4 separate regions of the Homo sapiens genome follow, and all the other regions are linked to region 1. A link is a loop called in an ENCODE intact Hi-C map of the cell type or tissue named here. Cell type or tissue: mammary epithelial cell. All regions are shown on one strand. Links, peaks and the distances in the headings refer to the core of each region. The heading gives the core; the rest is flanking DNA.

Region 1 (7,747 bases), core at 1,185-6,184:
TTGGTGAGTGAAAAACATAATGACTGCTAGCACAGTTTAGTTCCCCTGCCTTGATGCCTAAGGCAACAGTAGACAGGCGTTATTCAATTTTGCTTTTATACCATCAATGCAAATGCCATCACAGCAGAAAAGATGAATAATGTATTCATATTATTATAAAGATAGTTTTGACCTTGTGTACCTCCTGGAAAAGTCTGGTGGAGGCTCGAGGGTCTGAGGGCCACAGTTTAACTACAGAGGTAGCTCTTCTAAGGCAGCCTTCTGGGACAGAAAGCCATATGGAAAAAGATGGGGAGTAGATTTTGCAGGGACAGGTGAAAGGAAGTTATATAAAACAAAGCCTAAATAAGCACTTTACTGTAATATTTTAAAAGTTTATCTTATAAGAAATATATAGTATAGTATAATTGCAGCTTGTTTTTTCTTCTTTAGTTGTATATAAAATAATGTGCATTTTTGAATGGATTCTTTGAGTCTTAGATTCTATGATTTATGATAAGGAAAGAGAATCAGAAGAATCACATGGTGGAGAGGGCCTGATGCATCTCTTTCCATGATCGTGTGGAATTGCCACGGGGACCAGACAGGTTGGGGTCTTTGGGATTGAGTTTCTGCTCCCTAGGTGGAATATTGTGAATATGTATCTGAGAAAAACATGGTTTTCTAGGCTTCCATTGCTAATTAATCTCTTTTATGACAGACATTTTGTCTTTTAAATTTATGAATGCATAGATGGATAGGTGAATGAATAACTATTGATGGCCTAGAAACCACTGTGCCTTTTTCAAGGGCCTTTGCCTATCCACTCTTGTGGGATGATTTTGTCCCTTAATATTTATAGGGCAGGTTTACCTTTTTTATCTCCGAGCCTCTTTCACCCTTGGGGAGGAAGGATCATCTCACTGTCACCCTTGTACTCTTTGCCCTGTGTGCTTAAAGACTTAATGAAGAAATGGAACTGATCTGTGCATCCCAGTATCTTCAGACACTCTTCCACATTTGTCTGGCCAGCATTTCTACAGTTATGGCTCAAGAGGAAGGTTAGTGTCATCTGCAAACTGCAAGCACCTGGGTTTATATTTCCAAAAGAAATGTCAGCCTGAAAGCTATTCTTCACTTCAAGGGGATTAGAGCTTCAGCTGATATTGGACTCTCTTATTTGTTTCTATAAATTTTTAACAGCCTGAAATGGCATTAAACTCTGTGGAGAGCACCATATAATGCCACTAATCCTGTTGATCTTAACATTGCTTTACAGAGGTGAGAAGAACAATAAATCCTTTTATGTGTAAATCAGGAGAGATGTTAGCCATTTCTCTGCAAGGACATATCTTATTACTAGAGTTGGCTGAAACAAATCAGAGCTCAAGTATTAAATTTGAGATGCTCCATTTTTCTTTTCCCTGATAGTCCATTGATTCTCACCCTCCTCTGATTGTCCCATCTTCAAATAGTTGTATGTTTCCATCTGTGTGTCTGCCTGTCTGCCTGTCTGTCTGTTCTACCTCTCTCAATTTGCTAAACCTCAGGTTTTGGCCATCCTGCTATTTTAGGATATATTCCTGAAGAGTATTGTGACAGATATTTTTAGGGAACAGTGTAAGACTTGATTCTTGGTTTCTAAGAGCTTGCAGTCTCCTAGAAGGAATAAACCAAGTGGACATATAACAGAAACTTAAGGCTGTATTTAATAGACTATTGGTAAGGGTGAGTGAGGGCTTAGTGGCTGTGCTTGAATTCTGTGCTTGTCTCTCCCACTGACTACCTGTACAACCCCAGGCAAGTCCTTTGATCTCTCTGAACCTCGGTTCTTCATTTGCAATACAAATTAATTACATAGGGTTTTTGCGATGATTAAATGAAGCATAGACTATTTAGTACAATGCTATTTATTGCTATAATTAGTATTATAATTTGTGTTCAACGAGATGTATAAGCAATGACCAAAGTGGTCCTTATAATCTTTGTTAATGGTGGATTGGCTCCACTGCCAATAATAAAATGCATTAGGTTTGGGTTTTTATGCATGTACATTAGGATAGACTGCTTTCAGAAATAAAGCTAACCAAAGGCTCCTCAGCACTCACCAGCATTATACATATGGTAAAGTCATTTATTTTACACGAGTGATATGGCCATGATTAAAAAGAGATACTCCTGAAACTTCTTTCCTGTGGTAGAATATGTTGCAGTAAAACACCTGCACTGTTTCAAATAATTCCTATTCAAGTGTGTTGCCTTTCCAGAGCCGCAATTTATCCAGACCAAAGATAGTCATGGTCACTGCCCTGCATATGTCATCATGTTTGCTGTGTTTGGTCCCAAATACACCAAACTCACTCAGCTGTTTGCAGGTTTGGCCAGTATCTGTGCTTAATGTCTTCCCAATTTCTATTATAGAGGGTGATACCTACCACTTCCCCCTCTTGCTGCCCCTTCTCATTCCAGCAGAAACACCCATGACTCACTTGAGTTATGGAGGAAAAGGAATCACAGTCTTTAGAATTTAGGGTACCAGAAGAGGCCAATCTGCTTTAGGACTTTGGCAATCTGGAGTTCCCAGTGGAACAGGAGAGCAAAGGAGATAAGTGAAAGAGGCCTATAATCAGAACATCAAAGTGTCTTGTAGCCCAAGTTCTGATTTACTTCTTATGCTAGATGAATCACTGAGACTTCTGTGGCCTCAATCCACCCATCTGTATAGTAGATGTATTGCACTGTAAGGTTATTTTATTCACCACCTCACCCATTTAATATTATAAAGAGCCTACTCTGTATTATGCATTGTGTAGAATATGAGACACAGTTACACACACACCACACATATCATTGCTCAGAATGTGTTGAGAGCCACAAAAAGATAAAAAAAAAACGTGAGGGGCTGCAGTTGTTCTGCTGTGTTTCTTTAAGCTACTTCTTAGTTCTAGGCATTAGGGCCAAATCTGTGATTTGTCTCCTCAAGTTCATCCACATCTCATGGATCATCACTACGTTTCTGGGACTCTGTTGTCTCCTATAAAAAATGAGAGAAATTAATTGAATAGCTATTTCAAAGGATTTTTTTTTCAAGAGGGCAGATGGAGAAAGGTGAGGAAGATTAAGGGAGAAAATCCATCTGGATGAATCATTCTGTGGTCACATATCCATATCTTATTTGTCTCCTAAACTCATTGTGAGTTGGGCAATGAAGATATTCTTGTTCCTTTTTGAACTAGAAGAAAATGAAGACTCAGAGGCTGAATCATGTTCTGAAGGATAAATCAAGGTCCGGATGCTCAGTACAGTACTATCAGTACGATGCACAAAGGAATCTATGTTAATTCCTTAAACGCAAAACTCACCTTTGCCATGATTTTAACCTTCTTTACCAAATAAGCTTTGTCAGAATTAGCTAGTCACAAGCATTTTCTTCTCCTAACTTATAATGCATGTAGTAGAGAAGATAATGTATCGTGCTATCAGTTTTTTGGTGAAAAATTTTCATCCAAGTTGAGGTTGGAGTGCTTAGAATTAGCTCAACCAGAGGATGTTTCTTCTGCCAATAGGTGGCAGAGTGAGTAAGCTTGTCTGAGAATGAAAATGAAATCTGAAAGAAGGGCACTTGGATTGGGATCTCCTGTTGAATCAACCTACAATGATGATGTACCTACAGTGCAAAGCCCACCACAAAGCATGGAAGACTTGAAAAAGACACCATCTCTTTATCTTTTGCAGTTCGCATTTAGCAGATCCATAAAAGGCTTTTTCTTTTTATAACAAGAAACATTATGCAAATGGTTAGCAGAGCAAAAGAAACATAAAGAGCGAAATACAACTATGTTAAGTAAACTATACATTTCTTATCTCTTCTTGATATAATGCATTCCTTAGTCCTAACTCTAATATTGAGGAAACCAAACTGTGCTTATAAGGAACCACAAAGAAATCAAAAACAATAAAACCCCAAAACTCTGACTTAGACTCAGGGGCCCCAGCCTTCTCTAAAGGAATAAAGTGCCCTCTTCTTTTCCTGACTATCCACTGATACTGATAAATGCTAAAGAGTTTTCTCTGGAACAAGTTGTCTTTCTTCTATTCCTTGAATAACCAAAGGAAATTCAATTAAAACTATTTATAATTTTATATAAAGAAGAAATAACTTGTGAAATATATTTTTTACTTGTCTATTTGCCTACTGAATTATTAAAAGGAAAGAAATGGAAGATGAAAATACTGGTGAACTCTTATTCATCCTCCAAACCCAGCAAAATTGGGGTCTCCCTAGGGAAGATTCTTCTATCTCTTTGTTTATCCTTTCTTCTGGGCTTCTAAAGCACAGTGTACCTTTTGACATCACATACATTTATCAGGCTCTTTTAATAACTTTTAAAAAATCTTTATATTTTTCTCAACTGAGATCTTGGATGTCATGAAGATGTAATTAGTTATCTTGATTCTCAGTGCCAAATGCAGGAATCATATATTAAGTATTTATGAATAAATGATGTACAAATAGACAAATGGTTAAAAAGGAAGGATTGAGTAGTTTGTAAACTGCATCTTCATTTTTGGATGAATATGAAAGCAACTATGCAGAAATTATGAAATGACAGACAGCTTGGCGGCATCAGTTTTGTGACACATCAGCCATCACATATTTTAGAGCCATATCTGAGTTCATATCTGACCCTGCCACATTCTAGAAAATAATTGAACACCTTTGAGTTTGTTTACTCATAAAATGGGAAAAAATAGTCCTTTACAGAACTGTTACTAGCTTAAATTGCTAATAAAAAGCTTTATACAATGTGAATATACATAAGGTATGATGACTATTACTGTTATCTCTGTGACAAACCACTTTCTCTTTTAAGTGGTATTGAATATCTTTACCAAATTGCAGCCAAATTGGCAAACAAATCAAAAGTAGTTTTTGTTTGTAGTTGTGAGAAACAAAACAAGTTTTTTGTTTGTTCTCTTTTTTGTTCTTTTTTTTTTGATATCACCTTGGTTTTGCTACCAAAGAAGTAAAGACAATTTTGCAGATGAAAAATTGCTGATTCATTGAAGAAAAAAAATGGTTTGCATTTGTTATTTATTTTTATGATTTACTTTAATGGACAGTTTGTAAATGAAAAGGGCTTATTTTATTTTATTCTTATACTAAATTTTAGAAGGTATTTTTATAAAGACCCTGAATTGTGTTACCTCTCTGATAGGTCTTAGATACTTTTTTCCTCTGGAAGATTTATAAATTAATAATTTGATAGGCTATAATTTAAAGTATGACTTTAAGTTCAAATTGGGGCCTGTGAAATTTTGAGAGTGGAGAATCCATTTGGGTAAAGAGAAAACACTCAAAATACATTTGTGATTTGTAAAGTTGTTTACAGAATGATTCAAAAACTGCGTCTGGGTACTCAGAGATCCAAGTCTAAGTTAAATTGTCTGTGATACCCACGGCTGTGCTGTCTCCTTCTTTCAGTTCACTCCGGGGTCAGGTTAGCTGCATCCTTAGCCTTTGGCATGGAATGTGCTTTGATGAACAAATGTCTCATCAAACAGCCAAAATGGTAGAACTTGCGTACTTTGAGGTCAGACACCATGTCTTAACCATAATTAAAAGATCATGAAACAATAAAAAGTAGGTGACAAGATCACCTGCTGGATTCACCTCAATTCTTTAAAGTTACTTCTTTGAGGGCATGCAGCTTGCAAAGCCCATGCTTTAAAAATGCACTGTGATTTTCTCATCCCCCACCCCCTGTCTTAGCTGTATCCAAAGAAAATTTTTATCCTTATTTTTGTCTGTGGAGTGAGATTTTCTTTTCAAGTGCTTGGGAGCTTTCCATGGTGTCCTGTGGATGCTTCGAAATGAAGCCCTCTCTTTTTAAATCCTTTCCTTTTCTTAGACAGAATTGCCTCTTATAATGTCTTCTTTTTTACTCTCAAAAAAAAAAAATCAAAAGAAAGGAAGAAAAAGAAGCAGAAGGAATCCAGTTGGAGACTGCAGCCCAGGTATTACAGAGGACAACTGCTGTAATTGGTTGTTAAAAATGGCACTGCAGTCATTTTCTCCACTGATGGAAAATCGACTTTTCCTCTTAACGTTTTCTTCTGTGGCTAGGGAAATTAACAATTTAATTGATTTTAATGAAATGACCATTTAAACATGCTCAAGTACTAGCTTTAAAGAGAAACAAAAGCATTTTGAAGCATCTCTTCCTTAAACCAAATTCTTATGTAATTTGAATGGTGCAGTGTGTGAATGTTGATATTTAAATGCTAAATCATTCAGATTTGGTTCTCAGTATAATTTTTTCTAATCAAGAAATATTCCAAAGATTTAGCGTAACTTGTAGCCTATTGCGAGGACAATCGGAAGTGATTTTTTTTTTTGTTTTGTTTTGGTGTTTTTTGAGACAGAGTCTTGTTGTGTCATGCAGGCTGGAGTGCAGTGGCACAATCTCTGCACACATCAACCTTCACCTCCCGGTTTCAAGTGATTCTCCTACCTCAGCCTCCCAAGTAGCTGGGATTACAGGCATGTACCACCATGCCCGCCTAATTTTTGTATTTTTGGTAGAGACGGGATTTCACCATGTTGGCCAGACTGGTTTCAAACTCCTGGCCTCAAGTGATCCGCCTGCCTCAGCCTCCCAAAGTGCTGGGATTACAGGTGTGAGCCACCATACCCGGCCCATAATTGAAATATTCTAAACTGTGTTAAATCATTGAAAACTGATTGGGGGAAATCTGAAAAGGATTGTATGATAGCCATATGTAACTAGTCAGGGAAAAGAAAGGTTTCTAGGGAAATGAACGTTATTCTCAACCATATTCTTGGACCATCCAAGAATCCTTCAGTGGTTATTGGAATGTGTGGCAATATGAGTGACATAAATTAAGAGAAAAATGTTTCCATCAGTACAAATAACCACACTATGGGTACGAGCAGTCTCACACTTTGCAGATACCAAATTTCTGTAGGGAAATTTGGAACTGTTTTGACAAACTTAAAAAAGTTCCTATTCCTTGTCTCCTCAATTACATTCTAAAAATCTATCATAATAAAATTTAGGATGTGTACAAAGATTAACCTACAAGCATGTTCATTGTGGAAGTGTTTATTATTGAGATAAAGTGGAAAGAAATCCAGAAATCCAACAATAAGGTTAAATAAATCATAAATAATGTCTATGGTGCTATGTCATTAGGCTTGAAATTGCTGTCAAGTTAATGAAAACAGGTTATAAAATTATATAGAGTAGAATTCCTTCTCCCTTATTTTTACAATTAATGCATATGAAAACATCTAGACAGTACACTTTAAAAGGTTACTAATGGTTATCTAATTGGTTTTGGGATTATAGGTGCTCCCTTTTTATTGCTTTCTTCTTGATATTCTCTACTTTTTCTACAATGAACATGTGCTTATATAATAAAATTGCCCATTTGTCCACATATTATCATGTTGGGATAGCTCAGAGCCTCCCAGCCTTCCTGGGCATCACCAGAATCTTTGTTTTAGTAGGAATTAGTTTTCTTCAGAATATAAAGATTTTGTAGTTTTCAATATCTTAACACTTTCTGATTTTATAACATCTTACGTCTTAAAAACACATACTTCCTCAAAGTGCTATATGGTATGTGTTAATTTTTTAATTAAACTTTTTTAAAATTAAAAATGTATTTGAGTATCTTTTGTGATAGCTACTTAGATAATGGGGGAAATCCACAACTTAGAATTATTTCTTCTGAAATATTG
Region 2 (7,747 bases), core at 1,146-6,145, 140 kb after region 1:
TAATACAGGTAGAATAGAATTAATATATGGAATGAGTTTTATAGTTAGTTATCTAACAACATGAACATTGTATTGTTTGAAACTATTAGACTCTTAGCCATCAGAGCCTAATACTTCATGTGGCTTAAAAACTCTGTACTTCATGACATATTTTTTCTATTGAACCTACTAATATAAGAGTCTTTTGGAAATTTCTTTGCTCCACTAAATTTTATCTAGTCACAAATAGGAAAGAAATATCAAAAGAAGATATACGTGTGTTACTTTTTAATATAAAGTAATTTTAATAATTTGGCACTGCTAACAATTTGAATAAGAAAATTTCAAACTGTAACATTTAAAACAAATCTCTTAATATTAATTAAGATGTATAGTTTTGTTATAAAAGATTTTAAAATATATTGTGTTGATTTTTAATTTTTCTGTTCATGTGAATACTTTTTAAAAATTCATTTTTAAGTTAAAACTTACTTGCTATTCCTGTGGGTCAGAACACCTTCAGCCTTCCTGACAGAAAGCAAGAGCTTTCTCTTACACCAAGAAGTCACTGGTAATGTATGTGTACATCTCAGGGGCCCTTTTTTCTGAGGAGATTCAGCCTTAAATTCAGTGGGCCTTCATGAATTCAAGCAGCCATTTACTCAGTAAATGTGTAGTGAATGCCTACTGTGTGCTAGGCTCCAGAGATTCAGCGGTGGACAAGACAGACAAGATCCTTGCTTTCAATAAGACTTAAAGTATAGAGGAGGGAGAAAGATAAAACCAAGAAGTAATAAATTAGTGAGAAAATATCAACTAGTCTACACCAAGAATAAAACAGATGGGTGATCCGATGGAAAATAACTCAGTGTCATAGGATTGAGACCAAATAACAAGAAGTACAGATGCAAAAATCAAGAATAATAGCATAGCTGATAGAGAGAAAGTCCCTAGATGACAGGTATCTAAGAAACAAAAAGGCATCTGTGTTAAGGGGAATAATTGTACAAAGTATAGTCAGAGAGATAGGCAGGGCAATGATACATACCCCTTTTTAGAATGAGGAATTTGAGTGTTGTTGTAATTGTAATGGGGAACCACTGGAGAGTGTTCAATGGCATATAGACAAGATGGGATTGGAGTTTTTCAAAGATCACACTGACTGCAGTGTAATGAAGATATTTATAAGGATAAAATTTGTAACAGGGAGGACAGTTTAAAGAAGATTTTATGGGCTGACACATATCAAATATACACAAATTAATAATAATAATGAAATTAAACAACAATTAAAACATTTTGTTATTGTTGGAATTTTCCAATACACTGGCTCATTATTCTAAAAATTGGTGAATGGCAAAGATTAAATGTTCATCATTATTTTTCTGTATAAAGTGGCTTTTAAGATAACAAAATAGTTTTTTTACAGAGGAATTTCAGCCAATACATGCAAGCAGAATGGCAGAATTTTTTTAAATAATTTTTTTAAATTTTATACTGAAATAACAGATATAGATAGTGGTTATCAATGGCTCCTAGGACATTTAAGCAAAAAGTTGTTTGGGAATTGTATAATGAATGAAGCAATTGACATCACTGGAACCCACAAATTATTCTCACTATCCCTTAAAAGTGGGACAACCAGACACTAGATATGCCTGATATGACACAATAGGAAGTACACAGCACATCACCTATAAAGTGAAGCTATTTTTGTCAAAATAAAATTGGACATGAATAAAACCAAGCTTCTAGATCTAACTAACAATCTAAAGAGAAACTGTGGAGACAGAAATATATTCAAAGAACTATAAAAATGCAACCAACCAATTGAGAATGTGGGTCACACTACAGAACAAATAAACTGGGTTCTTTAACAAATGAACAGCATGAAATAAAGGAGAATATTGTAGATTAAAAGTGACCCAAGAGGCATATACAAGCTCTGGACCTTGTTTGGATTCTTATTCAAACAAAATAACTATAAAAAGACATTTTTGACACAATCTGGGAAATTTGAAAGTGGTTTGAATATTAAATGCTGTAAGAGAATTGTTATTTTTGTTAGGTGTATAGTGGTACTATAGTTATATTAAAAACATGAGTCACTATCCACTACTGATATATACTGAATATTTACAGTGAAATTAGATGATGTGTGTGATTTCTTTTTAAAATACGTCATTGATTGGGGGAGAGAAAAGAGGGAGGTATGATGAAACAAGATTGGAAAAATGTTACGAATTATTGAAACTAGATGAGGTTTTCATGGGGGCTCATTATAATATTGTCATTAGTTTTGTGTATGTTTAAAAATTTCTCTTGTAATGAATTAAAACACAAATAAAAATTACACTCATGGAGTAAGGTGAGAAGGTTAATGTAGTAGTTCAGGCAAGGGATGAGAATTGATTGCACTAAGGGAGAAATAGTTGAGATAGAAGGCATGGATGGATTCTGAATATATGTTGGAGATAAAGTAAGGAGGGTTTGCTATTGGCTTAACTTAACTTTTAAATTTTTTAAAAAAAGGAACCTGTATTTTTGGTTTGAGTAAACTGGGAGGGTGGTGATACTGTCCTGAATCGGAAAAAGTAGAGAGAGGTGTAGGTTGGAGTCAAAGTTCATAGTTCTGCTTTTATCATGGTAACTTTGAGATGCCTATTAGACTTTAAGTGAAAATTGCAAGTAGAGAGTTGGCTGTTCCAATATAATTGTGGCATCATGCCAAGGCCAAAGGTAAACATTGAAAAGTAAAGCCATATATGATGTTTAACATCATGGGAATGAATAAGACTGAGAAACAAAACAGTGTAGATAGACAAGACAGAAATTCCAGGAGTCAGCTTAGAGAATATCAGCATTGAGAGTCCAAGCAGGTGTACTGAATTAGCAAAGGAGTCTGAGAAGAAAAGAATGCATCACAGAAACCAAGAGAAGAAATTCCAGAAACGAGAGAGTGACAGGTGATATAAACTGCTCCTTCTATAGGGTAATATAGAGGTCTTTATTGCAACTGAGAAACAGGATAGGCACTGGAGATTCCAGGGAAAATCAAGCATATTTGGGATAGAAGCAGCAGGAGATGAAGAGTGAAAGATTCTTGAAGACTAGATGATAGTCATAAATTTTGCTTTATGGGAATAAGAGCTGCCAAATCTCTAATCAGAGCTTTTATCTCAGAGACTGAATTTTAGAAAGCACAAAAGTGGATGGAAATGAAAATGAGGTCAAGACCAAGGTGTAAGGTTCCACTTTTGTGTCCAAGGGCTTCTTCCTTCTATTTTCATAGCACATTCACTATACCCCAGATATCTACCACTTCCGTTGTCTGCAAGGTGAGATTTGGAATAGCTATTTGTCGTGTTGCAAAATTGTTGGTTTGGCTAGAGTGCCACAGTGGTTTAGACCCAGTTTCTGATCATCTGATTTTACAGACACAGCAAGTCTTTGTGACTTGCAGAGATTCATCTCAGGACACCCAGATTAACTTTCCAGCACATAATTCTATTATATTTCTTCATGAATCAGAAACAAGCTTTCCGCAAGAAATCAATGCCTCTCATAAATGTTCTCATTACAAACACTAATAAAACGGTCCCCTAAATACTTTTCTTTTTAGCCTAAGAAATTGAAATAAATATTCCCCAAGAAAAAATTGCCTTCAAGGCTTTATAGGAGATTTATGTAAGAAACATAAACCTATATCCCAAGGGACAAACTAAACACATCACTTAAAGAAGCCAATATTTGGGAAATGTGTGAAGCAAACATCTTAGCACATCTGCTTAAACAATTTAAAATAAAAATTTCAGGAGACAATGAATGTTCTAATGATTATAGTTCTTCCAAAGAGTGCCACTAGAGACCATTTCTTGGAAAAAAACAGATGACATGTCATTCTTGAAATGTTCTAAAAACTATAAAGTCTAGCTATGTTCATTTTACCTCAAATAGAATAATGAACAACCTAACATCTCAGTTCTCCTAAGCCTCAATTATAATTGGAACATGAGCTCTCCCCATGTGACTTCTCTACAGATAAAAGAGGATCTCACTGCACTAAGGAAGTGGGGAAGCAAAAAAGAACACTCCAAATAGAAAATTATTGAAAACCTTTTGAGCTACTCCTGTCTTCAGTGGCTTTTTGCAGCAGTTCCCATCAAGAGGTGGAGCTATATCCCCATCACTTGATTCTGGCTTTTGCTTTGTTGCTTGTTTTAACCAATGGAATGTAATAAAGTTGTAAGTTCTTTTAATTTGGTCTCGAGGTCTCTCTTTTGAGAGTAGCCATAAGGCACACTCCAGGAAAACTCTGACCAGGGGGAAGTTAGGTTTGGATATGTGTGTCAAGTGAGACACAATGAGGAAGTAAAACCAAAATGCAGGAAGCAGAAGAAATTTGTTACTTACATACAGGTCCCAGAGAGGTTTGGAGGGCCAACAGGAGGCTGACAGGACATCTGGAGGCAGCAGGGATCTCAACCAGTGGGTAGTGGAGAAGAGAGAGAGAGGTGAAAGAAAGAGAGGACCTGTGGGACTATGCCTTTATTAGGACCCATTGGCATTATCCCTTAAGCTTTCCCAAGGGGGGATTGTGGATTGGCTAGTTAAAGAAAACACATGCAAATGGCAGGAACTTATTAATATGACAAGTGTTGACCATTAGGTTTTATTGTGGTTAGCAGCTGTGGACTGTGTTGGGTTTTAGGTTAGTGGGATGAGGAACAAGCAGGCCATACCACAAATAATCACACAGAAAGGAAAAGTTCTAACTAGGCCAAAAGTGACAGGATATGACCAGGTTTCAAAGAACTTACATCAGGCTAAAAATGGATGTTGAGACAGCAACGCTATTAAACAAACTTATGAAGAAGTGAGAAGGTGACACTGTGTGCATTCTGAGCCTTGGCCACACAGGAAGCCTTGCAGCTTCCATTTTTGCCCTCTTGGGATACTGCTGTCATGTGAACAAGTCCAAGCTAGCCTGATGGAGCAGTGCAGTAGAGGAAAATTGAAGTGTTCAGCTCAAAGCCCATATACTGCAAAATATGTTGACTAAGGCCATCTTAAACCACCCAGCCATCATTCAATTGCTGCCCTATGGGTTAAGTCCAGGTAAAATTAGTGTAAGAACCTTGCAGCTGAGCCCATCCCAAATTATTGATCTACAGAATCATGAAAGTATACTAGATTATTGCTTTAAGTAATAATGTTTTGAGATAGTTTGTTGCTCAGCAAAGATTAACAAATACAATTGTCTAAGTGTTGCCTTGTGCCATGAATCACTTACTGACTGATGCCATAGTTAGCCAATCAGAAGAAAATGTTTATTTTACACTTAAGACTTTTCATATAAATGCTAGAATTATTTTTATTTTTAACCACAAGGCATCAATGATGGGCAAACCTCAATCTAAAAGTAACCCATTTCTGTTGTTCATACCACCAAACCTGCTTCCCTGACTTATACACACACACACACACACACACACACACACACACACACACACACAAACTGTTCACTCCTGTTTGGATTGCTACATGACAGCCATTGTTATCAACCTTTGTATGCTGAGGAATATTGTGAGACCAGAGTAATACCACATTTGGGAATCTGGTGGCCAGACAAAATTGAGTTTGGTTTCTCAGCCCTTCTCTAAATCTCTTTTCCTGTCAAAGCCTAATTTTTTTTCTTTTCTCTTTGATAAGTTGCCTAAAAATTTCACTGATGATAGATTTATTTAACAAGCTTCCTCTTCCAAAAATGCAAATATATGGGGGTGTGTAAAAGATCAGTCATTCAAATCATTCTGTGAATTGATTTAATCAGCTACTTTTCTTGATACCCCTGGCTGAGTCCAACTCTAAAGAAAACCTTGGGATTTGGTGCGGAGGTGGGAGGTAGGAAGTTAGGAATTTGTGCACCTTTGGAAAGTAGTGGAGGCTGGAATGGGATATCATACTGTCACAGTGTTTTAGGACATCATGATGGTGCAGGCTGCCTGAGGACCTCAGGTGAAAGGCTATGTGAGCTGGAAAAAACATGAGAGAAAGGCAGGAGGGTATATAAAGCAGATTCTTTATTAAAATGCTTCCTAGTGCCAGCCCTTGCTCTGGGACTGAGAAAAGATTCATCGTTTAATTATTTCTCTTTTTATCTTATGACACTATGATTCCAGGGTCCTGGATTTGAATTAATACCACATGTGTCATTCTTTTCACCCATGTGAAGGGAAAATAGGCTTTTGAGGGAAGAAAAAAAAGAAAAGAAAAAAAAAACAGTGGATATGAGTGTTTTCCCTGAAACTCTCACTGCTGTAAGCTCACGAGAAAGATATGCAGGAGGGCCTCCTGGTGAGGGCACACCTGTCATTAATGCAGGGCCCCATCCTCAGACTCTTATTTGGAACCCCTAAATCTGGGGAGCTTTGGCTGCAAACTCTCAAATAGAAGCCCTTGACCTGGTAACTTCCTTTCTCCTTTCTATCGAAGTCTATGTCCACAAGCAGGTCTAGAGCCTTTTCCTTCTCTACCCTTGGTCCTTACCCTAATCTTGCTTCCCAACATCTAACCATGATTCTCTAAGAAGGAACGGTCTATTTCTCCCTAAATACTAGAGCAGAGCTCGCCCAGACCTACCACCCTTTTGAGTTGTCCAGTGGGACACTTCCCTGATGTGTCAACTCAGTGGAGGCATAAGAGGAAATTATCAAGTAAAAAAGACCAAAAATAAAAGGCCATCGATCATAGAGAAGAAGAAAAATGAAGAAAAACAAACAAACAATAATCCAAAATCCAAATCAAAAACAAAAACAAAACTCCCCCAAACAGGATGCTTTGGAAAAGCAGGCACATTTAGCGACTCATAGCAGACCCAATCTTGTTTGCCTACAGCAGTCCTTGTTTATGCCTGATGTTTTGGCATCTCACCCAAGATAGCACTCACCTGAGGTTTTTCTTCTTTTTTCTTTCCTTTGCCACTGCTTAAACATTTTAATGACTTTTGTGCACTACATAAATCATAATTCCTAACAGTGACACTGACACTATGATCATTATTATCATCTTACTGATGTGGGAAACAAGACTCAGAGAGGTGCGGCAAGTTGCCTACATGGCATCTGCCACATAGCCCTGCTGCCCTGTTGCCCTTCGGCACTATAACATGCAGGATGTTGCTGGTTCATCATCACCATTGCTTCTCATTTTAGGGTATTGACCAGACCATTTTCAAGTTTTGTACCACCATTCCCAAATATATTATTCAAAACAAAACAGAAAGAAACAAAAACTTCAGAAAACAAACAGATCTCTTTTCTGTGACGTGGTTTTCCTTGGTATGGTACTATTCATCTCAGACTTACCAAACACACGTGTTAAGATATAAATCACTTGTGTTTTAAGTTTTGAGGGTCTTTGGAAAGATTCAAATTGTGAATTAACTAGATTATTCTGTCCATTTGTCCCATAAAAATTCTACAAAAATCCTGATTTAAATGTACTTACTTAAAAATATTGATCTGTTTATACTTTCAAAAGCTTGACAATCTTTCTTAATAAGATATTTAAATGTGCTTAACCGAAAAGGAGTAAAATGTGTTTGTTAATAGCCATGTGTCTTGGGAAACCTGTGCACAGAGCATCTAAATGTAAGTCACATTGCAACAGTTTAATTTTCTTTTTGTTCTTGTCAAAGAATAAGAAGCAAGAGAATCTTCATTTTGAGACTTTGATTACATCCTCTATGTTTAATGGTCTGAGGGCT
Region 3 (7,747 bases), core at 1,857-6,856, 290 kb after region 1:
AGGAGCTGAACATAACATTTTAAAGATCTATTGAGTATTTGGCCACAATAAGGACTAAATCATTACCATTTTAAAAGTCCCAGGTTAGCAGACATACTCTGAGGCCTGCATCACAATCAGAACATATATCAGATCTTATAAACATTTAGATCAAAGATTAAGATTATAAAGAAAAATTTCCAGGAAATTCAGTGTCCATGTCCACATACACAGTATTTTTTTTTTTTTTACGTGTAGTGGGGAGGAATGAAAAGATACATAGTCAATGAAGGAAGACAACTGTGGCAGCTCATGCACCAGGAGAGCTGAAGAATCAATTAAAATTCATGTGAGAAAGGTGACATATTATTTTATTCAAAACCAAAACAAACAAACATGAACTTTCGCTTATGCAAGAGAAAGCTCTACGCTTATATCTAGGAGAAAGGAGTTGAAACAAAGAAAGCTAAATTTATTTTCACACAAACAAAAGGTCTTTTTCTCTCTTTGTATGTCTCTCTCTCTCTCTCTGTCTTCTATTTTTCTTTTCTTTCTCTCTCCTGTTCCCTGTGTGTGTGTGTGTGTGTGTGTGTGTGTGTTTGTGTGGAGAGAGAGCAAGAAAGAAAGATAGAGACAACAAGAGAGAGACAGAATTAGAGAGAGATAGAGAAACTGTTTTATTGAATGATCTGTGCTCAGTAAAGGTGAAAATATAAATTAGCATTTTGTTGTTGTTCTATGCCACTGCCTTCCGATAAGTATTGTCAATCATTTTCTTGCCTCTGGATGAAATCTCAGAAGCATAAAATAGCATTATCCATCACTGTCATATATAAGTGAATGCTATCTTTTGATACAAAATGCCCAGTTTAGGCCAGACTAATATCGAAGCCTTATTCTCCTATATAAGTCAAACCTTCTTCCCGGTCATCTTGCATCTTGGGCCTGATTTAGACTTGGAGATATGCAGTAGAGATGAGGTGCTTAATCAGCTTCTGAGCTTTGCTCTTATTTCCCTTTCTTTCTACTCTCTAGGCTATCTCTGTTTTTTCCAGAAATAGAGAGGATGATGGGAGAAGAGAGATGAGGCAGAAAGTTTTTACTTAACTGGTATGGTTGTCCCTGACATTGGTGGCCACCAAAAGTGCTCTTCCTTCTCTCTTCCTCTCTCTTTCTCTGTCTGTCTCTTTATCCCTCCTTCTCTTTCTCTTTCACGAGGGCCCTCTCTGGGGTCTTCAGAAACCTTCATTACTATGGATCTCTCCCCTGCTATTCACTTGTCATGAAACACGTCACCTCTGCCATTTCTAGATGATTATTCATGATGTTTCCCTAAGTCCCAGCATCTAGTGGTCCATCTCACACATACTTCCTCTCATGGGATCACCAGGCCCTCTCAGGCTATCCTTTAGGGCAGACTCTTTCAAGATGGCCTAATTTCAGCTCCTACATTAGTTTACATCTGATCCATATCTAGAAGAGCAGGCCATTTTGAATTCAGCCCTGTACCTTTTCTTTCTTGCTACAAATGGTTCCCTTTAGGTTCTTTACTATATAAATTGTAGGTGTAAATCAGGTTCCTAAGTATCAGTGAGGACAGCCCAAGCTTACCAGTGAGTTTCTGGAAGCATCCCTCAGCACATGTGAAGTAAGAGTTAAAGACCTCTCTCCTCTGTTCTTTTATACTCTCCTGTGGTCACACACAATCTTAATATATTTTGTTTCAGATGATCTAGCAGCTATGATAGTCAGTGTTGAATTCCCTCCTGGAACTTCTAGATAGAGCGAAAAGCCATAGTTGATATCCTGTTACATAGATAGGTAGTTTGACAGATGATAGAGAAATAAAAAGATATAGAGACATAGATGTCCAGGTGTGGTGAGCTGTCTGAGAAATAATAAATTGGAGCCCAATAATTCAAGGAAGAGATGAGAAGGTAGAGTAGTAGATTCCAACAAGAAAACAACAGATTGGTACTAAGAAGAGAGCTGATTAATAATGGTGTGGAGGCAAGAAACTTAGAATAGTGATGACTGGTGTTTAATTTTTAGTTACTTTTGGATCTGGGCAGAAACGCCCTTCATTATCCCCCAAATCTTCAGGACAATCTGTCACCAATTCTATAACCACACTAGCATTGACTTAATGCAGTACTGCTTTGGATAATAAAAAAAAAGGCATTTTCATTTTTACATAGGAGAAGGAACAAGAAAGAGTTGGAGCAGGCAGTGCCCAATGAGGTAATGGTGAGAGGTTCTCAATGACTCATTGAAAGTAAGAAGTTACAGGCAGCTTTAAGTCAGTGTTAGCCCCTCTTCTTGAATACCTGCAAAAATATCAAGAGTCTTGGACTTCTGGTTATTTCAGTTGGAAGCCTGAATTAGTTCTCATAAATTTCAAACAAGGTGGTGCCTCCAGAAGGCTGGAGAACTTGGAGGTGTTCAGGATACATATGACTAATATAGTATCCCTTGTTTCTTAAGCCTTCTAATGTAAATCTGTGGTTAGAGTATCTGATCAAACTTCAAAATCTTCCATAGTTATTGAAAAATGGAAATAAGACAACACAGAAACATTCTAAAGATTTAAATCCCTAGAATAATCCAAGTACGAACTATACATTATTATCACAAGTCGCATATTTCATTAAAAGTGGGAGAGTTTTGAGGCTTTGATTGAGCAATTTTCTTTCCCTGCTGTTTGAGCCTCTGTGATTTTAGTGTTTTATTCCTTGACCCCTTCACTTCGTTGCTGCAAGTTTCCTTACCCAAAGCACATGCTCTCAATCTCATTTTTTCGATGAGGAAGGGATTATTACTAGACAAAAGCAGAGGGCAGGACAATAATTTGTTTTCCCAGTACTCCAGAAGTCTCTCACATAAGTCCTGCTTTAAGCTAACGGGCAGTGTGCAGAGCCAAGTTGAATCCTGTTATGATGCCAGAGCAGGCTGTGCTGGGCTGAGCTGCAGGCTTTGCTCCCTGTAGGCCAAGCTCTTATACCTTCTGTGGTGTTATTATATATATATATATATATATATATATATATATATATATATATATGTACACACACACACACATACATATATATACACACATATATACATATATATGTGTGTGTGTGTATATGTGTGTGTGTGTGTATATATATATATATACACACATATATATATATATAGGTTTTCATCCACAGTTCCTGAGTCATAGCTACCATAGCCCTTGTTACAGTCTTTTGTTATTAGGTTGGGTGTGTTAGGCCTCAGGGGCAGGACTCAGGAAACCGAATCTCTTTGACCTTCTCCTGTCCTCCTTTCACCTGCCCAAAGGCCGGACTCTAATATTGCTCCACCTTTCTCATTGTAGGTCATAAGGCCCTCATTTCAGAGAGGCTCTTGCCCCATACCCTGGGAGAAAGAATGCTGATGTCAAGAATTTTCCATAAAAACCCAAGAGGATTGGGTTCCGAGAGCTTCAGGATAGCTGAACATGTGCAGGTTCCTGGAGGGTGACATGCCCAGGGAGGGCATGGAAGCTCCATGTCCCTTCCCCCATTCCTCTTTCCCCATACCTCACCCTACACAGCTCTCCATCTGTATCATTTGTTTTGTTTTGTTTTTTGAGACACAGTCTCACCTTATCACCCAGGCTGGAGTGCAGTGGTGTGATCTTGGCTCACTACAACCTCTGCCTCCTGGGCACAAGCATTCTCGCCTCAGCCTCCCCAGTAGCTGGGATTACAGGCACCCACCACTGCACCCAGCTACTTTTTTGTATTTTTGGTAGAGATGGGGTTTCACCATGTTGGCCAGGTGAATCTATGATCTGCCTGCCTTGGCCTCCCGAAGTGCTGGGATTACAGACGTGAGTGACCGCACCCGGCCATCATCTGTATCATTTGTAATATCCTTTATAATAAATTGGAAAACATAAGCATATGTTTCTCTGAGCTCTGTAAGCCACGCCAGAAAATTAATCAAACCCAAAGACAGGGGCATGGGAACCCCAACTTAGGCCAGTTGGTCAGAAGTTCCAGAGCCCTGGATGGACTTAAGACTGGTTGGGGAGGCAGTCTTGGGGATTGAGCCCTCAACCTATGGGATCTGACACTATCTCCAGGTAGATGTATCAGAATTGAATTGGAAGACACAGAGTTGGTGTCCACTGTAGAATTAATTGCTTGCTTTGTGGTAAAGAGAAACCCTCACACATCTGTTCACAGAGGTCTTCTCTGTGTTGATAGTTATTGTGGTAGTGGTGTGAAAGCAAAAGGAAATCACAGTTTGAGAGTTTTTTCCCAAACACCTTATGTTCCAGAGCCTTGCAGGTTGACTCATTAAAGTCATGCTCAGGCTCACCCAAGTCTGATTTGTAAACCAGAGAATTAATTTGCTAATTTACAGTGATTCAGATTCAGCTGCCATTTGTTTTGAGCACGTTACATGTCAAACACTGAGCTTGAGGCTTTCTCACCAATGATCTCATTTAAGCCTCTCAGCAGCAGTCAGTAGATGTCCCCAGAGGAAAGCCTATTCAGAAAAATGAATAAGGTTTATAAAGTTTCTTAGAAATACCAAGCCAAGGCAAAGAGAACTGGATGATCTGTGGAGATTATCTTGAAGTAGGAGGATGCTCTTGAATCTTTGCTCTCTACATATATCTGCTTACGGGTCAGTTCCTAGCAAGGAAACCCAGCCTCTTCCTCACTGTCTTTGCTGAACCCCCACTAATCAAAGTCTTCTCACATTTTTCAGTATTTCATGCTGCCATTTTGTGCCTTCCTATGGCATCTTATTCCCTCACTTACAACTAGACTGCTTCTCTAGAAGGAATCTAGACACAGCTTGCTTTTCTTACTACAGTAGAATGTCCTCCATCTCCTAAATAGATGCAAAACTCTTTCTTGAATCTGACTTATATCACTTTCTACAATAGGAGACCTGACTATTTGTTTCTGGGGAAAATACCTGGAGCTTTTCTGCACCTATGCTGACAACAAACTGTGTCCTTTCTGTAGCTCCAGGCATGGCATGAAGGTGTGGGAGGGAGCAGTGGCATAGAGAGATTCAAACTTTTATAGCTATAATCACATAAGAAAAAACTGGCTCATGTGTATAAGTTTGGTATTTTAATTTATTTATTTATTTAAGTGTTTATGCAGTGCCATGCATTGAGTATACAGAAATGAATAAGGCACATTGCTCTCAAAGAATTCATTGTCCGGTAGAGAATACAAACATGTAAGGAAATAATTTCAATACAGTGAGCTAACGGTTAATTGAAATATGGACATGGTGCCATCAGAGAATTGAGGTTGAGGAAATTGTGTCTACATGGTCAGGGAAAGTCTCACAGCTAAGATGACCTTTAAGAAGTTTTAAATTAAGGACAGAAGTTCACTGGACAGGAAAAAGGGGGGCGGTGGGAGGAGGCATGTGGAGGAATGTTAAGGAAAAGCATTCCAAGCAGAAGGGACAGAAGCATAAAACAGCATAGGAATTTTAAAAAGGTATGAGATATTGGCATGCCTATAGCAATTTATATGAGTGGAAATGAAGCTGAGAGTTAGGCAGGGTCTTATCAAAATTGACTCCTATTATTAAGATTAGAAATTTGAATTACATTCAGTAAACAGTAGGTATTGAACTTAAGCAATGTAATGTCATTTGTGTTTTTAAAAGATGACTTTTATAGTATTACAATTTGGAGAAGTTATTTTGCCTTGTAACTGATAACTAAAATTAATATATAAATGGTAATATTTGTTTTAAGGAGGTTTTTAATTTTATCCCAATGTGTTTAAAATGTTATTTTGATAATATTATAGTTATTTTGTAATATATTTTCTTCCCTTATTATAGTCTTCCCTGACATACCCACAACTTAATATATAGTATAAACCTCTGTTGTAGTGGGAAGAGGGCTGAACCTAGAAACAGAAAATGGTTCTGAGACCCTACCCTTCTTCTTTCTGGCTTTGTGTCCTTGGGCAAGTCACTTAACTTCTCTGAAACTCAAGTTCCTTATCAGTGAAAGGGGGATATTGATACTCAAATTCTGGTTTGTTTTGAGGATTAAATTAAAGAAAATGTGAGCTATCTCTTGGACCTAAAAGGACTTCATAAAAGTATAGAAATATATATGTACTCTCTATATACAATTTTATATATGTATAAGTTATATATTTTTATATAAATTATATATATATATTATTGTATAAAACATATATATTTATTTTTCTTTCCCCAGGGCTCTCCTTCAGGAATTTCGATTCTTGATATCCATGATGAAGTCAGATGATATTTAAGAAACCCTACTGATCCTGACCTGGCCAACTTAGATGTCTGCCTTTCTTTTCTGCATGAAACCATTAAGACTCAGAGAGTGATAATTAGTGATGAAGCTGTAACTAAAGTCTGGACTCCTAGAACAGTGTACTTTCATTAATTCAGAAATGGTCTAGAATGGCTTCATAAACAGCAAGCTGAAACCACATTCAAAATTACAACTTACATGAGTGGTATTAATATGTATGGAATAGATCTTGATGCCTTGATCCAAAGGTACTGACTTGCTATTTGAATAAAAGGGGAAATCTGATGGTTAGAGAGGGTAACATATATCCCAACTCCTTTTCCCCTTGATGGAAGAAGTTAGGTCTCTTCCTTACTACAAACTATGCTGTAAACTCTTAACTATTTCTGGTGCCATCAAGTGATTAAAGATTGATTTGCTTGAAGTGAAAGCATCCTAATTGAATAATAATCCAGTTAAGATAAACAATAAATAACCAATATTGTCTTTGTGGTGGAATTTTCACTAGCAAGACTCTAGATAATATGGCAAATACGTTTTTAAAATGCAGCTTTTCAAAAAAGTAAACAAAACCCCACTTTTGTGTTTTTAAATTAATTTTTAATTAATTTTGTGTTTTTAAATTAAGATTCAAAAACTAGATTGAATAGAGTAAGTGAATTTAAGTAAGATCATTCAGGTGGAAAAGGGGAAATTTCTTTGCTAGTCTATAATAAAAATTCAGAGTAAGAAGTTTGATTTTGGAGAAAACGGTGGGATAGATTCTCAAATCAATCTCCTGAGGAAGGAATAGCAAAAATACAAAGAGAATGTATCTTTAAAAAACTCCTTGGGAGAGGCTTCAGGATGGTTGACTAGATGCTTATTAGATCTGGTACTTGCCTCTTCCATGAAGAGAAACTAAAATAGCAAATACATAATCACACTTCAAATAGATCATCAAAGAGTGAACACTAGAATTTAATAAAAAAATGACAGGAAGCACTGAAGCAAGGAAGGAGAGAAAGGAAAGACAGCCTGTTTGGCTGTGATTGGTTAGGAGTCTGGAGAAGCTCCCTAATGAAGATGAAGGGCAAGTGAGGGGCCCCCAGAACTCCAAATTCCCACCACAGGCTCTTATAATCCAAGTTACAGTAGAGCCCCTGAACCTTTATGGACCCTGGGACTAACATAAAGAGCTAGAGAGCACGTGAAGGCACTGCTCCAGAGAGAGAGCTCACACGGGGTCCCACACACCCCAACTCCTAAGCAGCTGTGCTCCAGTGCCATTTTGAGAGCCAAGTCCCCACCAGACTGCATCCTGCCTGGAGGCCCAATAGCGGCTGCATCTTTGCATTTCTGGAGCTCCATTGATATCCTTGTCTGCTGCAACTGGGGCCTATGCAAGAGCCACTGGCAGTAGTCCTGCCCTCCTAGCAGAGGGCAGTCATGCATTTTCATGCACCCTGAGGACAAATT
Region 4 (7,747 bases), core at 855-5,854, 500 kb after region 1:
TTCTAGATCCCTGAGGAATCACCACACTGACTTCTCTTTTGATCTTTGTTGGTTTAAAGTATGTTTTATCAGAGACTAGGATTGTAAACCCTGCTTTTTTTTGCTTTCCATTTGCTTGGTAGATCTTCCTCCATCCCTTTATTTTGAGCCTATGTGTGTCTCTGCATGTGAGATGGGTCTCCTGAATACAGCACACTGATGGGTCTTGACTCTTATCCAATTTGCCAGTCTGTGTCTTTTAATTGGGCCATTTAGCCCATTTACATTTAAAGTTAATATTGTTATGTGCGAATTTGATCCTGTCATTATGATGTTAGCTGGTTATTTTGCCTGTTAATTGATACAGTTTCTTCATAGCATCGATGGTCTTTACAATTTGGCATGTTTTTGCAGTGGCTGGTACCAGATTATATCTTAACCATTTTTAAGTACACAGTTCAGTGGCATTAAGCACATTCATATTGTTGGGCAACCGTTACCACTATCCATCTTTAGATCTCTTTTTATCTTACAAAATTGAAACTTTATACTAATTAAATGATAGCCTCTCATTCTACTCTCCTCCCAGCCCATGGCAACTACCATTCTACTTTCTGTCTCTATAATTTTGAGTTCTCTACGTATGTCATATGGGTAGTATCATACCATATTTATCTTTTTGTGACTGGCTTATTTCACTTAGCATAAAATCCTAACAGTTCATCCATGTTGTAACATGTGTCGGAATTGTCTTCCTATATTTATAAGACAAAATGATAATCCATTGTATTATATACAACATTTTGCTTTTCTATTCATCCGTTGATGGACGATTGGGTTGCTTCTATATTTTAGCTATTGCAAATAATGATGCTAAGCTACTGTGTTTGTGTGTTAGTTTTTCACAAAAAAAAGTTTAAAAAGAAAAAAAAATAAAAATAGGATAAGCTTAAAAAATAAGGATAAAAAGAAAGAAAATATTTTTGCACAGCTGTACAATATGTTTTTGTTTTAAGCTGTGCTATTATAAGAAGTCAAAAAGTTTTTTAAAAATTAAAAGTTTATAAAGAAAAAAGGTACAGTAAGCTAAGGTTAATTTATTATTGAAGAAAGAAAAATATTTTATACAATTTTAGTGTATCTAAGTGTACAGTGTTTATAAAGTCTACAGTAGTGTACAGTAATGTGCTAGGCCTTCACATTCACTCACCACTCACTCATTCACTCACCCAGAGCAATTTCCAGTCCTGCAAGCTCCGTTCATGGTAAGGCCTACACAGAGTCAAGATTATTAGTATCACTGTCTTCTACTTCTGCATCTTTTCCTACTGGAAGGTCTCCAGGGACAGTAATAGAAATGGAGCTGTCATCTCCTGTGTTATCATGCTGGAAAGCCTTCTAATTTTTAATTATTTAATTTTTTTTGAGACAGGGTTTTGCTGTGACACTCAGGCTGGAGCGCAGTTGCACAATCATGATAGCAATGCCTTGTTTTGGAATACCTCTTGAAGGAACTACTTGAGGCTATTTTACAGTTAACTATAATAATGATAAGTATAGCACAGTATATACTAATCAATAGGAATTTTTCAGCTCCATTGTAATCTTATAGGATCACCATAATATGCAGTTTGTCATTGACCAAAATGTCATTATGCAGCACATGACTGTATTTAATTTATATATGCACAACCACTAGTTGTTTATATACAAAAGTACACAAAAGTTAACTATTTGTATATCAAACCAAATATTCTTTATTACATGATTAACATAAAATGAATATAAAATATCCAGGAAAACACATTTAGAAAGAGCACAAGTTTTATCTTATGATAGTTCTTAAAACATGGTAGCAAGAACTTGGTTCTTCAGTTCTGCTACTAATTAACTCTATGAACTCTGTAAGACACAGTAAGGTTTTTAATAAGCTAAAGGATCAGAAAAACCTAGATTTTTAAATTATGGTGTAGCAGGGCATTGATTTGCACAATGCTGCAATACAACTGAGATTTGCAATAACAACAAACAAATCAGATCTACTTTTCCCAGGTCTGATTTCATCTTTATGAGGCTCCCATTTCTACCAGTGTTGGAAAAAATACTTAAATTTGACAATTTAAGGTAAGTAAGTCTCAGATTTTTAAAAGCTTCCTTCAGACAAAGAGATGATTGTGACACCCCCATGAATAAGAGTGGTCTATCTACAGAGAAGAAAGAAGATCATGATTTAAGGGACGTGAGAGGACTGCAGCATTTTGCTAAGACAGATGTAAGGATGCGTGGGCCTAGTGGGCTAGAAATGGCTCCGTGTGTCAGTCAGTGAAGACAGTGAGGTAGAAGGGGGGACTTGACTCCAGAGGTGGGAATTCGAATACTGGACCAGATTGAGGACTAGCTAATACAGGACCAGGGTAGAAGCAGTTCTACATTAGACACGCCCACCAGTGTGCTGTGTTGGTTCACCATTGCCATAGCAACACCAAGAAGTTACCATCCCTTTCCATGGCAACTATCCCATGGCCTGGAAGTTTCCACTTGTATCCTAGAAATTTCTGCATGAACTGCCCTTTAATTTGCATATAATTAAAAGTGGGTATAAATATGTCAGCAGAACTGCTTCTGAGCTGCCACTCTGGACACACTGCCTGTATGGTAGCCCTGCTCGAAAAGGAGCAGTACCACTGCTACTGCTGTACACTACCACTTCAATATAAGTTGCTGTCTAAAACCTAAATAAATAAAAAGCCTCTTTCAATGTAACAAAATATTTTGAATAGTCAATTCAAAGTTCTAACTCCTCAAGAGAAGTTTTGCCCATTTTCCCCAGTTTCAAAATTCTCTACATTCCCTTCTTATTTACAGGATAGTATCTGAATAGAGGAGAAATTAACACACATCCTTGCCTTAGTAGGGCTAGACTATCCAGTCTACCTGTTTTTCTTACCTCACATTTCTAGAATGCAAGTGCAGTTGGTACAGGCAAGCTCTTAGGCACCCTCTACTGGTGTCTGCAGAGATCCAGCTAATGTTGATGTTTGCTCCTAAATCTTCTAGATATAGTGGTCAAAAGAGTTCAGGAAATAAATGCCCAGGAAAGCACAAGAGAGACTATCTTCAGCCATGATGATCAGAAAACTACACCCATGATTTCAATGGCCATCTGTAGGTAGATGACTCACCATGTTTTATCTCCAGTCCAGGTGACTCCTTGAGCATATGCAGCCAAATACTACTTCACATTTCCTTTATGGTGTCTAAAAGACACCCCAAATTGAGTATATTCTGCTAAATTTATAATCTTAATCCCCCTAAACTGTGTTTCTTCTGGTGTTCCTTAAATCTATAAGTGAATCTACCATAAACCCAGCTATTCAAACTAGAAATTTAGAGTTCATCCTTAAAAGTTCCTCTCCCTCAGCCTGTCTATATAATTAATCATGTCCTATTACTTCAACCTTCTAAATACCTCACAAATATGCTCCTTCTCTCTCTCTCTGCTGCCACCAACCTAATTCAACCACCATTGTCTCTTCAACTGGTTTACCTACATCCACTCTGGCCTTCTTCCAATCCATTCTTTCCACCTCAGCCAGAGAGATGTTTGTTAAGTGAACACAATGCCATCAACACACACACACACACACACACACACACACACACGCACACCCCTCTTAACACTCTTAGTTGGCTTCCTGTAACTCTAAAGTAAAGACCAAAATCTTTAAGTGTCTCTCAGAGTCCTGTGTCATCGAGTCTCCACTTGCCTTGCAGCTTCCCCTCACACACTCTCCCTTATTTTCTGAGCTCTGGCAACACTAATCTGATTTCAGTCTGTTAATCTGAAGAATTCCTTCTGACACAGGGGCTTGCCATATGCTAGTTTCTCTGTTTTAAAGGCTCCTCTCCCAACTTAATTCTCCTTTGCTTGGCTAATAGAAACTCTTCTTTCTGATCTCACCTTATCACCATTTCCTTGGGAAGACTTTTCTAATCTTGCTAACAATGTAAAATCCTCTTATCATATGTACTTCTTGGTTTTTACATTACATGTGTATATGTGATTTTTTTTACTAATGGATAGCTTTCTCACTACATTATAAACTGAATGAGAGCAGAAACTATGTTTTTGTTTGCCATTTTATGGGTGGCACTCAGAACAATGCATGGCACATAATAGGGTGACATATATGTATATGTGTGCATATATACATATATACACATACATATATACACACACATATGTATACATATATACACACATATATACATATATATACACACATATATAAACACACTTACATATATTCATTGAAAACATAATGAATATAATTCACCCAGAAATTATTTGGAGATTATATTTTTAAAATGCAGGTATTGATGTTTGTTGTGTTAACCCTCAATAAAGTAAGTTATTTAAGGCCAGGCACAGTGGCTCACTCCTGTAATCCCAACACTTTGGGAGGCAGATCACCTGAGGTAAGGAGTTCGAGACCAGCCTGGCCAACATGGTGAAACCTCATCTCTACTAAAAATACAAAAATTAGTCGGGCCTGGTGGTGGACGCATGTAGTCCCAACTACTCGGGAGGCTAAGGCAGAGAATCGCTTGAACCTGGGAGGCAGAGATTGCAGTGAGCTGAGATCGCACCACTGCACTCCAGCCTGGGTGACAGAGTGAGACTCCATCTCAATAAAAAGAAAAAAAAAACAGAAATGATATTCAGACGAGAGAATTTGATTTCAGTCTGTACCACTTATTAGCCAAGAAAACGTCAGATAATCATTTAAATCAGCAGCAGCGTTGTTATGCTATTACCTGTTTTCAATCACAATGCTGCAGATAAACTGTCAAGTATTATATAAATGTAAGGCATTATGATTTATCAGCAAAATTTAAAAGCTTTTTCTATAAAAGCCACAAAAAATACATAAAACATGACTAAAGCTAGGACAAAAAGCCTTACAGTTTTCCTCACAAACTTTAATTCTATATTAGTGTATTAGGGTTCTCTAAAAAGAGAACCAATAGAATATATAGAAGGTAGATATAGGAGAGGTGATTTATTAGGGGAATTGGCTCTCAAAATTATGGAGGCTAAGAAGTCCCATGATAGACCATCTACAAGCTAGAGAACCAGGGAAGCTAGTAATATGGCCCCATCAAGTCCAAAGGCATAAGAACAAGGGAAGCCCATGGTGTAACCCTCAGTCTGAGGCTCAAGGCCCAAGAACCTGGGAGCCACTGGTGTAAGTCCCAGAGTCCAAAGGCCAAAGAACCTGGAGTTCTGATATCCTAGGATGGCAAAAGAAGGGTGTCTCAGTTCCAGAAGAGAAAGAGAGTGCAAATTCACCTTTCCACTGCCTTTTTGTTCTACGTGGAACCCTGGCTGATTAGATGGTCCCCACCCATATTGAGTGAAGTGGCTTTTCCTTACTTAGTCCATTGATTCAAATGCCAGTCTCTTCCAGAAACACACTCACAGATACATCCAGAAATAATGCTTTACCAGATATCTGGGTCTCTCTTAATCCAGTCAAACTGACACCTAAAATTAACCACCACAATGCCAAACCCAGTCAACTTGCCACCCATTTGCATCTTCTTAAACCACATTGAGTCTCCAAATAAAGATAATAACAAGGTCATAGTTCAATCTAACAAGATACAACTAACCTGTATACTACGAAAAATGCACTTATCCCTTCTCCAGAAGAGGAAGTGAAGTCCCTGAGTGATGTTTACTCTTCTCCTAATATCCCATAACTTAAGTACTGTGATGCAAAATTAATAATACTTAAATACTGATATGAACTCATTACATCTTATGTTACATGATAAAAGAATAAGAAAGGAACAAAATCAAAGATATTTGCTTGATATATGTATATATAGGCACAAACATATTTTAACAGAATAAGGAGGAAATACTCATGGCAATTATAGCCTGTTTTTTTAATTGCTCATGTGGTCACTACTTGTATTTATAACTACCTTCTACTACTGATTCTATATTCCCTTTGCCTTCAGCAAGCACCTCAGCTGGTGCTTTTTATATGGCAGAGTTACCCAAACCTTCATTCCTGAAAGGTGTGGGTCATTCATAGACCTATTTAGATTGGGTTATCGTGGTTTCATTGACCGTAGTCACAGGGGATGGTAATACTAAGAGAAACCCTAAGGGATCTCTTGTATTGCAGACATACTCTTCCTTACCTCCATTATGGAGTAGTAGTCCAATTCCCTCTTGGTATTCTGGATCAATTACCCCAGCCAACACCATAACTCCCCTCCATATCCTGTTGACTCAGAGGCATCAGAAGCCCAATATAGCCAGGTGGCAATCTTAACTGCCAATTCAACGGAATCATTGTGTCTCCCAGTGGAAGTTCTACTTCCTCTAGAATTAAGACCTCTAGTCCAGCAGAGCATACTTACTGAAACAGGAATCAAAAATGTTGCTAGGGGGTCACTAGGGGTAATGGTGACTGATGCCACTCCCATTTCCACCCCGTGATTCCTGGACCCATGAATCCTGGCTATAGGAGAAACAGTATCATATATTAGACACTGATTCAGAGTTTTTACAGCCTCTGAACAACATTGCCCCAGCTCAGCAAAGTATTATCATCAAGCTGGCACTGTAACAGTCTTCAAAAAACCATCCCATTGTCTTATTAAACCAGCTACTTTAGGATAATGGAAAACTTGCTAAGATCAGGGAATTCCATGAGCACGAACCCATTGCCATGCTTCTTTGCCTGTGAAGTGAGTTTCCAGGTCAGAAGTGATGCTGCTCTGTGGAGTACCATGATGCTGAACAAGGTATGTTTAAGTTCATTAATGATAGTTCTGTAAGTTCATGAATGGTATTTTGTAAGTTCATGAATGGTAGTTTTGGTAGAAGCATTGCATGCATAGAAGGCGTATCCAGAGTGTCTATTCTAATAAAGAAAAACACAGCCCTTTCTATGATGGAGGTAGTTCAATGTAATCAAGCTGCAACCAGGTAGCCATGTTATCACCCTGGGGAATGGTTTCATAGTGGGGGCTCAATGTTGATCTCAGCTGCCGGCAGATTGGGTACTCAGAAGTTGCTAGAGCCAGGCCAGCCTTTGTGGTGGAAGTCCACCTTGCTGAGCTCATTAAAAGCTTCAGTCTCTGCCACCATGGCCACTTTGTTCATGAGCTCACTGGGCAATAATGGAGAGTAGATGGGGAAGGAGGCTGACTGGTATTGACAAAATGGGTCATTCTATCTACTGGATTATTAAAGTCCTCCTCTTCTGAAGCTACCCTTTGGGGAGCATTCATCTAAGACAGAAATATCTTCATATGCTTTACCTATTCGGAGAGGTATATCCACATACATCTTTCACATATTTCTTTGTCACCAATTTTCCAATTATGTTCCTTCCAAATCTCTGACTATCATGCCAAACCATTGGCTACAGTCCATAAATGAGAATATAATAACGTATGTGGCCATTTTTCCTTCCAACAAAGTGCAAAAGCTGGTGGACTTACCAAAGATCTGCCCACTGGGAAGATTTCCCTTCACCACTGTCTTTCAGGGATGTCCCAGAAAGGAGGGGATAGTGCTGCAGCTGTCCGCTTTTGGATTGTACCTGCATATCGTGCAGAATCATCTGTAAACCAGGCCCTAGTCTTCTCTTCCTCTCTCAACTTATCATAAGGTACTCTCCATGAGGCCACAGGTGTAGGCTAGGAGAGAGAAGGTCTTGTAGCAGAACAAACCATCAGCATT

What was found. Peaks named below come from ENCODE experiments on the same cell type or tissue, not always from the same donor. Only the 100,000 strongest peaks of a DNase experiment are listed, where the experiment ranks them.
Region 2: a loop joins it to region 1, with 4 times the contacts of the local background. A loop is called at or near these places in 5 of 110 quality-filtered maps.
Region 3: a loop joins it to region 1, with 2.6 times the contacts of the local background. A loop is called at or near these places in 2 of 110 quality-filtered maps.
Region 4: it touches region 1 in a loop (16-fold over the local background); 8 of 110 quality-filtered maps call a loop at or near these places.

The regions. Positions count from the first base shown.
Region 1 is chr10:90,145,136-90,152,882 of GRCh38, forward strand. No RefSeq gene overlaps it. Among named protein-coding and RNA genes, the nearest start is that of LINC01375, 190 kb to the left of the region's middle. In mammary epithelial cell, for the core only: a CTCF peak has its summit at 3,546 (motif pointing right); DNase peaks (open chromatin) are centred at 3,196 and 3,526; H3K27ac peaks cover 516 bases.
Region 2 is chr10:90,284,434-90,292,180 of GRCh38, forward strand. No RefSeq gene overlaps it. Among named protein-coding and RNA genes, the nearest start is that of LINC02653, 250 kb to the right of the region's middle. In mammary epithelial cell, for the core only: a CTCF peak has its summit at 4,153; no DNase peak of the experiment used is centred there.
Region 3 is chr10:90,433,220-90,440,966 of GRCh38, forward strand. The region is part of intron 3 of LINC02653 (long intergenic non-protein coding RNA 2653); the gene reads right to left. Among named protein-coding and RNA genes, the nearest start is that of LINC02653, 100 kb to the right of the region's middle. In mammary epithelial cell, for the core only: a CTCF peak has its summit at 4,485; no DNase peak of the experiment used is centred there.
Region 4 is chr10:90,649,740-90,657,486 of GRCh38, forward strand. No RefSeq gene overlaps it. Among named protein-coding and RNA genes, the nearest start is that of LINC02653, 110 kb to the left of the region's middle. In mammary epithelial cell, for the core only: a CTCF peak has its summit at 2,982 (motif pointing left); no DNase peak of the experiment used is centred there.